Regions from separate parts of the Mus musculus genome. Here region 2 is linked to region 1. A link is a loop called in an ENCODE intact Hi-C map of the cell type or tissue named here. Cell type or tissue: left cerebral cortex. All regions are shown on one strand. Each heading gives the region's core, and the rest is flanking DNA. Links, peaks and the distances in the headings are about the cores only. Region 1 has its middle 10 kb from the start of Gm22208. Region 2 has its middle 7.3 kb from the start of Nipal2.

What was found. Peaks named below come from ENCODE experiments on the same cell type or tissue, not always from the same donor. Only the 100,000 strongest peaks of a DNase experiment are listed, where the experiment ranks them.
Region 2: a loop joins it to region 1, with 2.5 times the contacts of the local background. A loop is called at or near these places in 5 of 42 quality-filtered maps.

What each region holds. Positions count from the first base shown.
Region 1 is chr15:34,537,436-34,545,984 of GRCm38, reverse strand. No RefSeq gene overlaps it. Among named protein-coding and RNA genes, the nearest start is that of Gm22208, 10 kb to the right of the region's middle. In left cerebral cortex, for the core only: a CTCF peak has its summit at 4,853 (motif pointing left); DNase peaks (open chromatin) are centred at 1,051, 4,811 and 8,274.
Region 2 is chr15:34,681,768-34,690,316 of GRCm38, reverse strand. No RefSeq gene overlaps it. Among named protein-coding and RNA genes, the nearest start is that of Nipal2, 7.3 kb to the right of the region's middle. In left cerebral cortex, for the core only: no CTCF peak of the experiment used is centred there; DNase peaks (open chromatin) are centred at 1,778, 4,601 and 5,000; H3K27ac peaks cover 2,073 bases.

The DNA.
Region 1 (8,549 bases), core at 439-8,438:
ATGCTCACAGCCAACCATTGAACAGAGCACAGGGTCCATAATGAAGGAGCTAGAGAAAGTACCCAAGGAGTTGAAGGGGTTTGCAGTCCCATAGGAAGAACAACAATATGAACTAACCAGTACACCCAAAGCTCCCAGGGGACTAAACCATCAACCAAAGAAAACACATGGTGGGACTCATGGCTCCAGCTGTATATGTAGCAGAGGATGGCCTAGTTGGTCATCAATGGGAAGAGAGGCCCTTGGTCCTGTGAAGTTTCTATGCCCCAATATATGGGAATGCCAGGGCCAAAAAATGGGAGTGGGTGTGTTAAGGAGCAGAGGGAGGGGTAGGGGAGAGGGGGTTTTTGGAGGGGAAACTAGGAAAGGGATAACATTTGAAATGTAAATAAAGAAAATACCTAATTTAAAGAAAGAATAGTCAAGTAGATAGATGGATGGTTAATTAATTGAATTGATTAATAGAAAAGATACAATCTCTGCCCTTGAGACTCTTACTATCTGGTTGAATAGGTCTCTTTGCATAGATTAGTGTAAGAACAACACATTTTTCAAAAGATTTGAAGTCTGATGTGGGGGAGCGAGGTGGCTCAGCTGTTAAGAGCACTGTCTACTCTTCCAGAGGACTTGGGTTCAATCCAGTCACCCACATGGCATCTCACAGTTCACAATCATCTATGACTCCAGTCCCAGGGGAATCCCTTCCCCTCTTAATGGCCTCCAAAGACACCAGGAATGCATGTGGAGCACATAAATGCATACAGGCAAAACATTCTGCACATAAGCACAAAATAAAATAATTGAATAAAATAAAAGACATTTTTCTTTAACACCCAGCCAGAAAAGTCTCTCTCTCTCTCAGTCCTTCCCTGGCCAAAAAAAAAAAAAAAAAAAAAAAAAAAAAAAATCCTCGTCATGAAGAAGCTCCTGAGAGGAGGAAAGTCATCTGTGACCTTATGGTCCAGACCCAAACCAGCTGGGCCTGAGAGCCAAGAAAGAGTGCTAAGAGCAAGCAGAGCTGCTTGGCTGCTGTGCCTACCCAGTGCTGGGGCAGGTGCCAGGAAGTGCTTGGGACACCAGGCATGGGGAATGGGGAGCCAATGTCGATGCTGCCAAAGGGGCAGGACTGGAAGCAGCATGGAGCACAAACACTCAGACCCTGTGGCTCTCCCAGGGTGCGCAGCTGTAATTCTACCTAAGTCCCTGCCTGTACTAGTTAAGTCACTATGTGTAACCAATCACCCCAAACTGTAAAACCCTGAACAACAATCATAATCAGCCTGTATCATTTCCGTGGGTCAGAAAGCGAGGGTCAGTTTGGCTGGGCAGTTCTGTCTCAGTGCCTGGGGAAGTTATAGGGATGTACTCAACAAAGGTTGCAGACTCTAGGCTGGAGGGTGGGAAAGACAACCCACTCAGTAAACTGCCTGCCTCCCAAGCATGAGGACACAGGCCATTTGACAGACAGACCCTGCCTCGCCATACCCTAATATCACCTAAGAAGCAGTTACATAAGCGATTACGTTGAACCTTATCATCAACAAAAAGGCTGAAAATGCCAGGTCCAAAGAAAACTCCACTCTCCCAAATTCTGGTGCCCTAATTTCCTCTACCAAAGGAGCCACTTCTTTATCTGACCGAAGGACAAATGGCTATGTGTGGTGCCTATTAGCACACCAAAACTCCTGCTGGCCTCTGGGCTCTCTCAGCATTGCAAATACCTATTACAGAGTCTGAGCTAGCATCCAGGCTCTTCCTGACCCCTACCCTAAACTTCTCCAGCTCACAAGATTCCCTCCCCCATCCTCTCATTTCCATAACCCTGCACACACTCTGACTCCTCTCTCTCTCTCTCTCTCTCTCTCTCTCTCTCTCTCTCTCTCTCTCTCTCTCTCTTGCTCACTCACTCTAAACCCCTCCAATCCAATCTGCTAGCCTTGCTCAGTCTACTACTTTGTTTACTTGCTCTGGACTCTTCCAGATGCCTCTGGCTGGAGGCTCCATCATAGCTGCAATAAAAACATTCCCTTCAACCATACCTTGAAGAACAAACTGGGGGCTTCCAGCGTTCCTCAGTGGCCTGTACTTCATTGTCTCTTCTGAATCACATGTCTCCTAGTTCACTATCTCTTCCATGTCACACATCTCCCATTCAGTGTCTCTTCCATGTTCATGTCTCCTAGTTCACTGTCTTGTCCATGTCACAGGTCTCCTAGTTCACTGTCTTTTCGTGTTATGTGTCTTCTTCTGGTTTTTTTCTGCCTTCAGCTGTTCTCTTAAAACCTATTTTTAGCAAACACAGAAGTGGATGCTCACAATCAGCTATTGGATGGATCACAGGGCCCCCAATGGAGGAGCTAGAAAAAGTACCCAAGGAGCTAAAGGGATCTGCAACCCTATGGGTGGAACAACAATATGAACTAACCAGTACCCTTGGAGCTCCTGACTCTAGCTGCATAGGTATCAGAAGATGGCCTAGTTGGCCATCAGTGGAAAGGCCCATTGGTCATGCAAACTTTTTATGCCTCAGTACAGGGGAACGCCAGGGCCAAGAAGTGGGAGTGGGTGGGTAGAGGATTGGAGGGGGGGTATGGGGGACTTTTGGGATAGCACTGGAAATGTAAATGAAGAAAATACCTAATTAAAAGAAAGAAAGAAAGAAATTAGGGAAACAACACCCTTCTCAATAGTCACACACACACACACACACACACAAAAGCCATTCTACTTACTGTCTGTATGACAGAGGGCTGGTTGTTAAGTCTCTCTGTTTCTCAGTCTCTTCCCCCAGAAACATGGAGAAATGACAGTGTTCCTGTCACTGAGTGTGCATGTAAATTACACAAATTAAGCCAAATGAAATATTTAGAGCAAGACTGAGTAGTCTTGACAATGCTGAACTCAGTGCTGTGTGTGTCATGCATGTTTCATGTATGTGTCAAGCATCATACAGCACTATACAGAACACTAACAGGTCTTTCGACTGCAATTGTCGGCTAGAATTAAACAATAATGTGGCCAAATGGCAGGGGTTTGTAATCAGCACCTTCCTTATTAAACATTTTTTAATTTAAAAAAAAAACCTATTTTTACCCTTTTGTAGTCTAACTTCTAGTTTTACTACTTGTATCTGCCCTCTTTATATGTGTGCATATATAAATCTGCATATGAGAGAAAGAGAGAGACCCTGTCTCAGAAAACAAGTAGGATGACACCTAACCCCGGGCACTCAGGGTCATCGTGGCTTCCATGCACACTCACACACACTAAATCCAGGCTGAACAGAGGTTGCATGGTCCCCTTTCGAGATGGCTCACTTGAATGACTGGCAAATCAGTGCTTTCTTAGTTGTTGGAAGGCCAACAAGGCCAGCTTGGGAGATTTAGCTGTAAGCAAATCACCTCTGGATTTGTACAGCTCGACTAAAACCACTCCATAGAAGTTGAAGTTGATACTGACAACATGGTTGTGAGCTTTTACACACATACACGCACACGCACGCACACACATGGGTGCACACGCATGTACACAAGTGCATGTGCACACACACGTTGAAGCCCTGACACTCACCCCACATGGTAGCACTGAGTGGTGAGTCCTTTGGGTAGCAGTCAGGTTCAGGTGAGGTCATGAGGGTGGGAAGTCTGTAAGGGAAGGAAGGAGAGAGAGCAGAACGTTCAATCACACAGTGCAGTAAGTGTGCTTTCCCTGTTTTCTTCAAAATGGGATGTAATATAGCTTACAATTGAGGGTATGAATGTTAGGAAGAGGGATCTCACCAGGAGCCAAGTCTGCTAGCACCGTGATCGTCAACCTCCCAGCCTCTAGAACAATAAGAAATAAGTGTCTGATAAGCCACTGACCAACCTGTGGGGTTTATTCACAGCAGCCAGAGACAGCCAGAAAGCAGCCTCAGAAAGGTATATTCTAGACGGTGTAGTATCAAGATGGGAGACAGCTATCTAAGTCCTATGGGTGTGTAAAGCCATTGAGACCTTCAGGTCTGTCTGTCGTGGCATCTATGTATCCATCATCCCTGTATCTATAATGCCAGGGCACAGGGTTGTGCCAGGCCTGAGGTGGGTAACAACTGCTAAAAAAACATGTGTGTCCTTTTTCCATCCAGTAACTCGGTTAAATGGAGCGGGTGCCCAGGGGATTCCCTGCTTCCTGACAGGCTGTAGGTGCTGAGCACAGGGACTCTGCCTGCCCCCAGTGACATTTCAGTCAGTTCAGTGAGGCACTTGTGTAAACTGACCATTCTGTATAATGTGGTAAATGTACACACAGGAGGTTAGAGTCAGAAGGGAAGAGGCCAGTGTGGAGGCATGTAGCAATGCTGGCAGCGGTGTGAAGTTGAAAGAACCTTCCCGGGGCAGATGAGAGAGACTAACTGTGAATGATGGGATATGGTCATTAGAGCATTCCTAAAGGCTGAATCCTCTTAGTCTCTTTTGCTTCGGAGAGAGCAGCTAGAGAAGGTGCGAGGATCTAGGGTCAAACACCTAGCGTCTCTTTTGAGCTTAGTATAGCAAATTCAATTTTTATTTTTCTAGGTCTAGCATAATGTCCTACTTTCTTCCTCATCATTTGGATGGAGCCTTTCCACATGGAAGAGAGTGTCTGGGGACAGCAACAAACCTTACATCTCCTGGTTCTGAGTGTAGGCCCTGGTCTGCAGCTGGAGCTCCACAAACAGCCATTGAATCTAAAGAAGCAGCTGCCCTTCCCATTTGCCTGAAGGCTCCAGGGAACATCCCTCCAGGGCTAGTAGTTCCCTTAATTTCTAGGGACTGAACCTCTGGGAGTGTCACTGTTGGTCCATACTGCCACCCAGTGGTTATACTTGGGTACTGCATGTTCTCAGTGGACAACTCTGGAGGGTCCCCAAATGGCCATGTTCAACCCCATAACATCTCAGAATAACTATCTATTTTAGCTTTTGTGTGCTAAGTGTCCATCTTCCAACAGATTGCTAATGAGAGGTCATATCTGAGAGAGATAAAAGGGAAATGACGGACTGTGACAAGCCTTTACCAAGGAGCATGTTGGCCAGGATGGTGACTGCCATCTGTTAGGTGCCACTCTCTTGCTGTGCTGCCCTAGACAATCACTTTGTTTCGGTGGACTTGCTCAGTGAAGCATCTTTTGCAGCCTTTCTGCAAAATAAGAGATTGCACAGCTTACAGAATTGCTATGGGGATTAAAATAAATAATCCATATAAACTACGCTAAAGCTCCCTGGCAGGCACATGCAAGCACTTAGCAAATATAAACACAAGGCACTTAAGTTTCTGTTATTCTATCTCAGCTCAGCGAGGGGGATGAAGGGAGCCTTAGTGCCATCTCCATTGTTGACAAGGACACTGAGGACCTGAGGGCTTAAGTAACTTCCCCCAAGGTCCTTCAGTCTGAAAAGGGCGGGGTTTAAAGCCCATCTTTATGGATCTTGCCGTCATCCCAAGTAGGTCTTTGAAAGTTCTGCCCCTTGAGTTGCAGACCCACTGGGAGAAAGTTGAAATGATCCAAAGAGGAAGAAAGAATGACAAAGATCCAAATCTAGCACAGTTTACAGCTCACATCTACTATGGGTGAGCAATCCTCTCGACGGAAGAAGGCACATGTTTTCCAAACCCTGGTCCTGAGGAGTGCCCACTGCGTCAGGAGGTTCTGGCTTCAATTCATACACAGAAGCTGTGTTATGTGGCTAAGTGACTTAGACACATGCTGTCCACTCTCTAGGACACAGCTTCTTCCATGTCCAGGTGGGACAAGAGAATCCAAATCACCTGCCCAGGCTGACATCTTGTCATCCCATAATCTATACCCTTCGAGTGCTCCCTAACTATCTGCAGTGAGGGTCCCAGGTGACCAGCAAAGAACCAGAACCCTGGAAAGGACTGGTGACAGATGGAAAGGCTGGCTGGGTTCTATCACATGAGCAGGAACTTAATCCCTGCTAGAATCCAGTAACAATGTCCACAAAGGCCTGGAAGCCAGGCCCGTGATTTATGGACAAGATTAGAAGACTACAGTGATTATTGGCCCAGAAGACCCACACTGGGTAGGGCATGAGCAGAGGCTACAGCTCCAGGGAGTGCAGGGTTCAGAAGGTGCCACACAGCACCTTACGTCCCTTCAGGGTACGAGGTGGCTGTGTGCTATTGTCTTGTTTTGGCGAATATTTTCAGCATGAGTGGGCCAATTGGCAGACGTAATCATAGGCATTTCACACACACACACCTAACAAGGGCAAGATGAATGATGTGGGTGGTGCTGGAGTCATAAATATCACCAGTATATCAAGGCAAAATGAAAGCAAAGAAAATAAATCTATCAGGATTCCGTGGCTCTCCAAAGCAACCCCAGGACAAAGGAAGCCAGATTCCCCCGACAGCCTGAGCACCGGACTCCTAAACTGTCTTCTCTGGCCGCCAAAGCTTGAGCAATTTCGACACAAGGCAGTGTGTGACTCTCGTGTGCTTTGGAGCACCTGCATGACTCTGATGTAGAAAGCCTGGTAAATCTCACAATGTGTGTGTGTGACTTAGGACAGCCTGAGTTCTGTTTCCTACTGGCTGGCTGGTCAGTGGCCTCTCTCCGTGTTGGCTTCCTCATCTAGAAAGGAAAATGGGAGTCTTGATGAGAGTGTGGTTGTATGACATGGATCACAAGCCTAGTGTTCCACTTTTGACAAACTAGTGCCTGAGTGAGGTCGCTGGAAGCCTGCAGATCTACTCCACGCCACGCTGGCAGGACTGATGTTTTGTTTCCCCACTGAGAATGAGAGAAGTGAAGAGTCCTGGGTGGCTCTGTAAAAGCCGCATGCTGGGTTTGGGGACTCTTGTTCAAGGTCGTGTTTGAGCTTGTTTCTATGGTCAATACAGTTTGGTAGACACCTCCACCTGACTTATAAAATTGTGCCTAAATTCTACCTGGGAACATAGAGAGGGCTCAGATCACAGCCACCTCCTCCCCAGCCTCTAGGTGGAGTGGAACAGAGTCAAAGAGTTGTCAGTAGAAAACAGAGTTGGCAGTAGAAAAGTAAAACTCTCCAGCGGCTGTGTAGCTCCTCATGTGGGAGAAAGGCGGGTAAATGAACTGACTAGTATATCAGGAACCAAGCTCTTCCCCAACATAAGAAGTAACTCCTACCTTCCCCCCTTTCAAAGACAGGGCCCACAGACAGACCTCAAGCAGTGGGCTCAGAGAAGCTTGGGAGATGAAGTCTGAAGCTGCCCAACCCTGAAGTGGCTTCTAAGGGAATCTTTGTTCTGGTTTGGAGTCTCCTGCTACTTCTTAACTTCTGGCCTGGCAGGATGCCCTGGAAGTCTCCTATCTCCCTTTCTCCCCCAGGTGATCTACAGCTCTGGCCAGCTGCTTCATCACCCACTAGGTCCACCCTCCACTTTGAAGACCTGCAACCTCAAGATAGCCAACCAAGGGCCCAGGACTGGAGCCTTGGTTGAGCATCCTTTCTTAGCATCCACATGGGCTTCTGGAGATATGGTACAGATGACTAACATGACAGGAGCATTTGGGAAGACCAGATACAGCAGACACTGACATTTTGCTCAAAAGCAACACCCGAGAGTCAAGATGCTGCAGCTCAACTCTGAGTACCCTAACATCTGGTCACCCCCAGTCCACCAAAACTTATTCAGCTGGCTCCCCAGTGTGGGAGCCATGGGAGCCACATGGCAGATGCCTGTAAGATGCTGGGGAAAGACCAGACTCTTCAACAGCCAGCACCTAGAAATCAAGGCCTACTGAGGGATGTGGGGAGAAAAGGCACACAGTAGTCTAGAACCTCAGCCTCTGCATGTAAAACAAACAAATAAACAAACAAACAAACATCTTGCCTTGGTTTCTAACATCCCAAGAGTGTCAAGGGCAAAAATATCAGAATCCCTGGAGTAGAGAATACTCAGAAGATGGTCTAGCCTGGTGATTCTGATGACACCCCACAAAATCACCCCCAGAGCTAATGAAACCACAAACTGCTGGCCACCCACAGGCCTGGCGCAGCTGGGCTCTCTGGAGGCTGATGCTCAGAAATGTGTGCCTTTGGCAAGTGCCCAGGAGCTCTGGTGATAGCAGGGTGGTGTGGTAGCAGTGTTTGGACACCTGGGACTCTGTGAACGGCCCTGGAACATTCCTGCCTGTGGGAATCACACTCAAGGATCTGGTCCAGATGCTTGGTTTCCTCTAGGTCTGGGAATGGCACCTGAGATTCTAAGTCCCCATTGCTGAGGCTGCTGATCCCAGGAACATAAGCCTATCGGAGTCTGTTCTCTAGCATCCCCCATCTCACTGAGAAACAGAAAAAAGCCCACAGGGAAGCAACTGAGCCAGAAGAGAAGAAAATGGGGTGGGTGGAAGCTGCAAGCAAGCTGGGCAAGAACTAGTGCCTCGCACAGCTAGTCCAAGGCCAGCAGGGTAACTCCAGCTTATCATTTTCTGACCAAGTGATGGTCCTGGGGCTACCTTCCTAATGACCATTGTGGCTATACAGTGGGAAGTAGTCACAGATGGCACAGACAGGTCCC
Region 2 (8,549 bases), core at 299-8,298, 140 kb before region 1:
TTGTGATTGGATTGCCTCACTCAGGATGATATCTTCCAGATCCATCCATTTGTCTAAGAGTTTCATAAATTTATTGTTTTTAATAACTGCATAGTACTCCATTGTGTAAATGGGCTGGAGAGATGGCTCAGCCATTAAAGGCTAGGCTCACAACCAAAACTTAATTCTTTTTTTTTTTAATTTTTTATTAGGTATTTAGCTCATTTACATTTCCAATGCTATACCAAAAGTCCCCCATACCCACCCACCCCCACTCCCCTACCCACCCACTCCCCCTTTTTGGCCCTGGCGTTACCCTGTACTGGGGCATATAAAGTTTGCGTGTCCAATGGGCCTCTCTTTCCAGTGATGGCTGACTAGGCCATCTTTTGATACATATGCAGCTAGAGTCAAGAGCTCCGGGGTACTGGTTAGTTCATAATGTTGTTCCACCTATAGGGTTGCAGATCCCTTTAGCTCCTTGGGTACTTTCTCTAGCTCCTCCATTGGGAGCCCTGTGATCCATCCATTAGCTGACTGTGAGCATCCACTTCTGTGTTTGCTAGGCCCCGGCATAGTCTCACAAGAGACAGCTACATCTGGGTCCTTTCGATAAAATCTTGCTAGTGTATGCAATGGTGTCAGCGTTTGGATGCTGATTATGGGGTGGATCCCTGGATATGGCAGTCTCTACATGGTCCATCCTTTCATCTCAGCTCCAAACTTTGTCTCTGTAACTCCTTCCAAGGGTGTTTTGTTCTCACTTCTAAGGAGGGGCATAGTGTCCAGCAAAACTTAATTCTTAATGTTGTATAGGTGAGTACATCCAGAGGCCAGAAGAGTAAGTCAGATCCCTTGGGGCTGGAGTTGAGCCACGCAATGTGGATGGTGAAAACTGAATTCAAGTCTTGTCAAAGAGATATACACACTCTTAACTACTTAGCCATCTCTCCAATCCCAGATCAACCCACTTTGGCTGACAATGCTAAATACCATAAGTAGACAATAAGACAGGAGGAGGATGCCTTGTTGGAGCCTTGGTTGCAGCACCAGGGAGGTGGTACACAGAAGCAAGATATCCCCAGTTACTCCAAGAAAGTAAAGAGGCTTCTTACACAGCCAGTCACACATGTGCATCACTTTGTGAACCACAAACCTGTTTAATCAAGCTAGTCTGCACATTCACTAGGCCTGCCTGCCTCTGCTATCATGGGATGGAAGCCATTCTTTCAAGGCCAGATTGAAGACAGCTACAGGGAGGCATCATCTGGAGGGCCTGCAGGCTGAATCATCTAAATCAGTCATGGATGGAGAACAGGGGTAAAGTGTCTGGAGCAGCTGTGACTTAGGTGTCTAGAGACAGAAACTATGGTGTGAGCAGAAACTACAACAGTTGCAATGGTTCCTATAAGTGAAGTGCAGGGTCCTTGGGTGATCCAGGACTGAACTACACGTGTAGCTGTGAGATTGTTTAAATCAACCTTGGTTCTCATGATAACAAGAGAAATCTTTGAAGAGCTACTGCATGATGGACTACCCTAGAGGTCTCCACAGATGCAATAGCACTACAATAGCTATTGCTCACACACACACACACACACACACACACACACACACACACACACAAGTAAGCACACCTTGTGCACACACACACGTGCACCATTCATAGTTCTACATTCCAGAACATTTTCAGAGACAATAGCAGTGCTTCTGATCCCAGCTAGGTCTCTACCTAACCTGAGATAATTTGGCAGCTGCCACTGTGTATGGGTGTGCATATGGGCCTGATAGCTGCCAACTGAGAAATCCATTTAGCGAGACATAGATGATGCAAAATATACTAGAGGGGTATTTGTAATAGAGATCTACTTTGAAATTCAGTCTTCTTTAGCAAGTCACAACGCTCAACCTCTAGACAAATTCCCATGCAGAGGGGTGGTCTTCCTGTCTCAGTTAGGGAATGGTGACACCTGCTCCTCTTCCTCTTTCTCTTTTTCATGTCTCAAAATATAAGCAGTCATCATGCATTGATCCTGCCATGACATGCTGCCTCATCAGAGACCTATAATGGGATGGGTGCACAGACTTCAAAACTACAATCCAAACAAGTCGTTGTTGTTGTCTCCTCCTCATCTTCCTCTTCCTCCTCTTCTTCCTCCTCCTCCTCCTTCCTCTTCTTAAAAGAAACATAACTATTTCAGACGTTTGTTAAAATGATAAGATAATGTAAGACCAAGGGGCCTCTCTTCCCAATGATGGCCAACTAGGTCATCTTCTGCTACATATGCAGCTAGAGACATGAGCTCAGGGGGTACTGGTTAGTTCATATTGTTGTTCCACCTATCGGGTTGCAGACCCCTTCAGCTCCTTGGGTACTTTCTCTAGCTCCTTCATTGGGGGTCCTGTGTTCCATCCTATAGATGACTGTGAGCATCCACTTCTGTGTTTGCCAGGTACTGGCATAGCCTCACACAAGACAGCTATATCAGGGTCCTTTCAGCAAAATCTTGCTGGCATTTGCAATAGTGTCTTGGTTTGATGGTTGTATATGGGATGGATCCCTGGGTGGGGTAGTCTCTGGATGGTCCATCCTTTTGTTTTAGCTCCAAACTTTGTCTCTGTAACTCCTTCCATAGATATTTTGTTCCCTATTCTAAGGAGTAATGAAGTATCCACGCGTTGATCTTCCTTCTTCTTGAGTTTCATGTGTTTTGCAAATTTTATCTTGGATATTCTAAGTTTCTGGGCTAATATCCACTTATCAGTGAGTGCATATCAAGTGACTTCTTTTGTGATTGGGTTACCTCACTCAGGATGATAACCACCAGATACATCAATTTGCCTAAGAATTTCATAGATTCATTGTTTTTAATAGCTGAGTAGTACTCCATTGTGTAAATGTAACACACTTTCTGCATCCATTCCTCTGTTGAGGGACATCTGGGTTCTTTCCAGCTTCTGGCTATTATAAATAAGACTGCTATGAACATAGTGGAGCATGTGTCCTTATTACCAGTTGGAACTCTTCTGGGAATATGCCCAGGAGAGGTATTGCTGGATCTTCTGGTAGTACTATATCCAATTTTCTGAGGAACCACCAGACTGACTGCCAGAGTGGTTGTACAAGCTTTCAATCCCACCAGCAATGGAGGAGTATTCCTCTTTCTCCATATCCTCGCCAGCATCTGCTGTCACCTGAATTTTTGATCTTAGCCATCTGACTGGTGTGACGTGGAATTTCAGGGTTGTTTTCATTTGCATTTCCCTGATGATTAAGGATGTTGAACATTTTTTCAAGTGCTTCTCAGCCCTTCGGTATTCCTCAGTTGAAAATTCTTTGTTTAGCTCTGTGCCCCATTTTTAATGGGGTTATTTGAATTTCTAGAGTCCAGCTTCTTGAGTTCTTTGTATATATTGGATATTAGTCCCTTATCAGATTTAGGATTGATAAAAATCCTTTCCCAATTTGTTGGTGACCTTTTTGTCTTTTTGACAGTGTCTTTTGCCTTATAGAAGCTTTGCAGTTTTATGAGGTCCCATTTGTCAATTCTTGATCTTACAGCACAAGCCATTGCTGTTCTGTTTAGGAATTTTCCCCCTGTACCCATATCTTCGAGGCTTTTCCCCTACTTTCTCCTCTATAAATTTCAGTGTCTCTGGTTTTATGTGGAGTTCTTTGATTCACTTAGACTTGAGCTTTGTGTCTTGTGGAATTCTAAGCATCACATTACAAAGCAGTAAATCTTATCAGTCCTTTAAAGAGAAGATTGGGGTTTGTTCAAGACCACACAGTGGCTGGGGATTGGCCAAAAGTTGGAGCCCTGAGCTGCCTAAGTCCTATGTGTTACAGCTAAACAGCTCTACTGCATTTCCAAGAGTACGACAGTCATGCTTCAATGTGTTGACATGTGGCTACTTCTAAATCCTCTCTGCCTCTTTCTCTAAGTAGCCAGTGCAGAAAAGGGTTGTTAAAGGTAAATAAGAAGAGGAAACTTTTACAGGTGCCTACTTCAGAGTTGGAAACTTTCTGAAAGACCATCTAGTCCAAACCTCTCTTTTTAGTGAAGAGAAAACAAGGCCCACAGAGTTGAAGGTCTTGTCTAAAGCCACACAGCTGGCTAGCAGCAGCACACATCTGGGGCAGACAGTACACAGCTAGATAGCTGGGACATATAGTTTCCCACTGCGTGGTTTCTGTAGATGACATGGGAAGGAAGATATGGGGAGATTCAGGGAGCATGTGGGAAGGAACAAGGTGGGAAGCTGTGCTTTGGCTGGTAGGAGGCAACTCCTCCCCTCCCTCAACATGCATACTGCTTCCACCATGTCCTCACAAAGGCCATAGCACGGAGGGGGAACCTCTAGGGAGAGGCCCTGCTCTCTTTATCAGGTAAGACACACCAGGGCTTCAGACACAGATGGAGGATACAACAGGGAAGTCACCATCACGTCTGCGCATGAAGACCGTGGGAACCTCTTTTCTTTTCTTGTTTTTCCATATTTTAAGCACATGCAAATCCCCAGAGAGAGAGAGAGGCTTTCAGAAGGAGCACATGTGAGTCGGTGGAGCAGCCATGGCGCTTGACTGACTAGATGGGTTTAGGGAGCCTGCCAAGATGCATATGACACTCCATACAGATCCTGGAAAACTACACAGAAAAAAAATTCTAATTAGCAATCTGGCTCTCAAGCTGTTCCCAGAGGCTGCTCTCCAGGCATCGAGCTGCTAGGTGGAACATGCGTCTCCTGGGCCTCAGTTCCCTGTCCCTGCACATACATTTATAAGTTCTTCTTCCATCCTGGCATTCTACAGTTGTGCATACTATCGCATTCATTTTGGCCCACTCTTTTCTCCCATGCCCCCAGGAATCATGACCTTGAAGGTCTTTCCAGTGCAAATATATTATTCTGAAGTCTGTGATTAGCCTCTTCATTCCTCCGCATTTAGTTGCTTAGTTTATACATATTTATCTTTCAATGTGTGCATCCTCTCCCCTAAACTGAAGTGAAGCCATTCAAGCAAAGGACAGATCTAGGTTCTTTCATGATTTCCACAATCGTTTCTGGAAGCACGGGTCCTGGGTGAGCTTCAGCAGCTGCTGCAGATAACAGCATACAGTGTGGTAACTGGGAGAATGAGCTGAGGATGCAGAAGTGAACTCTGTCATGAAAAATGAGTTCTGTCCAGGACAGATAGTCACAAAAATTTGACTTGATTACAATATAAACTACCCCCCTACCTTCCCCCAAAAGAAAGAAAGAAAAGAAAAAAATGATAGAAATGATACCTAGTCAGGCCCTGTAGTTTCCTCTTAAGGGCCCTTCCAATGAGCAGTGGTAATCAAAATCTGTTATCACTCAAAGGAACTATCTTATTCCTAAAGTTAAAGTTCTTATCTCACTTTCCCTGGATATTTTCTTCAGTTCAGGAATAGGCCTATCAGTAACAAACCTACTTTGTGTCAAGATTTGAGAGGTAATTCTTCCAGACCAACCCCTTACCCCTGTCCATGTACCCAAATTCTCAGTTGTTGCCAAGAGAACATACTTAGGAAGCAAGTAACCACAGGAGATCTATTATGTTAATGAAAAATGAGGCAGGGCTTGCCTGCCTGGGGTGGAGGAGCGATGGGGGAGGATGGGGACATAATGGCCAGGGGCAGGGCATGACACAACAAGCTGAAGTATCACCAGGCTCAGAGGGATGTAGCTTAGAGAATCTCTCCCTGGTCAGAAGACTGTAAAGGCAAGTGGGATGGTGTGTCAGGGTATACAATGATGGAGAGGTAAGAGAAAGAAAGAGGTCCTGAAAGGAGCCAAGAAAAGGTCAGAGTCATTAGGTTGGGGACACCCCAGATCTTTCCTTGATCAAGAATCTTAAGGAAAGATGTAGTTCTGTTGACGACTATAAGGACTAGCTTCAAACCTCCTTCATGGTTTTCTTTACTCTCCCACAAAGGGCCTTTTATTTATTTATTTATTTATTTATTTATTTATTTATTTATTTATTTATAACCAGGGAAAAGCTCAGGGAACAAAACAAGTAGACAAGAAAGAAAGGCATCTGAAGGTCTTGGCCCAGAACTGTTTCTCTGTCACTTTCCCACTGGCCACAATAAGCCACATGACTTAGCATAACTGAGAAAATACCTCTAGTGGGAGCCTATGGTGGTTTGGATGTTCAACCCAGGGAGTGCCACTACTAGGGGGTGTGGCCCTGTTGGAGGAACTGTGTCACTGTGGGAGGGAGGCTTGAGACCCTTCTACTATTCATGTGGGAGACAATCTTCTTCTGTTTGCCTTCAGAACAAGATGTAGAACTCTCAGCTCCTCCTCTATGCCGTGCCTGCCCGGAAGCTACCATGCTCCTGCCATGATGAAAATGGACTGAACCTCTGACCCTGTTAGCCAGCCCCAATTAAATGTTGTCCTTCTAAGAGTTGCCTTCATCATGGTGTCTGTTCACAGCAATGGAAATCCTAAGACAGAGCTGTTGTGACCACTGAGCAAGGGATGAAATAGCACAAATATCTTGTCATGTGCACACGTGTGGAGCTGGAACCAGTAGTTCACTTTGTCTCCTCCCTTTATCTTTCTCAACCCAGGCTTTTAAGATAGACACTAGGAGCCGCTGTGGCTATGATCTCACCTGTTTGAAACTGATCTGAAGATCAAGCCTAAACCCCAGGATTAGGTACACCCATAGCCAAGCTCTACCCTGCCTTTTCAACCTGTAATTATGACTTGCTTAACTTAGCTTTGAATTGGGATCCTGTCACCCACAGACAACGAATACTAGTGAAGTATTACCTCGCCAGTGGTCTTTGTTGGCCTGGTATTCTGTGTTTGCCTTTTTCTCTCCCAAAGAGAAGCTGGCAAACCGTGCCCATGGGATGAAACCAGCAGCTTTCTGTGTTTGTAAATAAAGTTTTATTGGAAAACAGTCTCATCCATTTGTTTACATGTCCTTGGCTGCTTTCACATTGCAGTGGCACAATTGAGTAATAGTGACACAGAGCATATGGCCCACAAACAGTAAAATATTTATTATTTAGCAGACGTTTACAAACTACTGCTCTAAAAGAAGTTGGCCACATGTCTCTCTAGCTAGTCTCAGACACCTGCATGTGGATAACTCCCATACTGAGTTCCTTGGCTCTTACCTTACTCCTCCTTTGTGTACCTGCACATCCTTTCCTTCTAGAATGTTCTAAACTTTCTAAATTCATGATTATCAAACTCAAACTAAACTTATTCTTTCCTTTTATATTGACCATTGTTTTTTCACCTTCATGTCAGCTAGTGGAGCCCTTAGCATCCATGCACATTAACCATAAACTCATCCCCTGTGCCCCTCCACCATGCTTCACCGGTTGTCTTTGATAAGAAGATACCTTCTATCCTGGCTTTCTCCATATCTTCTCTGGTGTTTCTCCATTTAAACTGCCCTGGCTTGTAGGAGTTATCTCACAGCACCCACCAGTTCTGCCCCTTTCCTGAGGGACCCCAAACTTCCCCATTAAGGCTTCATTCACCATGCAAGGCCCCACCAATTTCCTGGTTTTGCTATTCACTTGAACTTTATTTGGGGGTACACTGTCAGCTTTCTGTATCTGCAAATGCCACATACTTGTATTCACTCTGGTGTGGGTTAACAATATTTGGGAAGGACATTTATGTACAGAACAAGTTCAGACTTCCAGTGCCATCATTCCCTAAACAACATAGTGTAGCAACTATGAACAGAACATTCACCTCATGCTGGGATCTTATGTAGAAGGCATGCAACAATGTGAGAAGATGTGTGTAAGTTATGCATAAGTACATGACACTTTATATAAGACTCGGTAGACGGAATGGAGAAATGGCTCTGGAGTTTTTGCTGCTCTTATACAAGGATCAGTTCTCAGTAGCCATATTAGGTGGCTCACAACTGCCTGTAACTCTGGCTTGAGAGATCAGATGCCTTCTTCTGCTGTCTTTGGGGACCCAGTCATAAGTAGCATGAACATACACACACATACACACAAACTTATACATACACACACATATATACACACTTAAAACAACACTCCATATCTGAGAGAAAAACATGCCATATTTGCCTTATCTGGCTTATTTTGCTTAACATGATAATCTCTGATTCCATCTGTTTTCCTGTAAATGACTTAATTTCACTTTCTATAAGACCGAATAAAGCCTCATTTTGTATACATAGTGCATGATATATAAATCTTTAAAATTTTACTTTTTCAAAACAATGAGTGGGAAGTGGTTGTCACAGAGGGTTTCAATTTGCATTTTCTCTATTGTTAAGGTTAAAATATTTTTCATTATTATTATTAACCACTGATATTTGTGTATTCTGGCATATATATACATATATATATATATATATATATATATATATATATGAATTTTTGTCCATTGTAGGTGTGATAAATAAGGGTTCTCAGTTTGTGACTTTCCTTTTCTATTCCATACTGTCTATTGATGTATAAAAGTTCTCGGCTTTGTTGTAATTACATTTTTCAAATTTCCCTGTATGGTTTGTGCCTTTGTATTTGTTT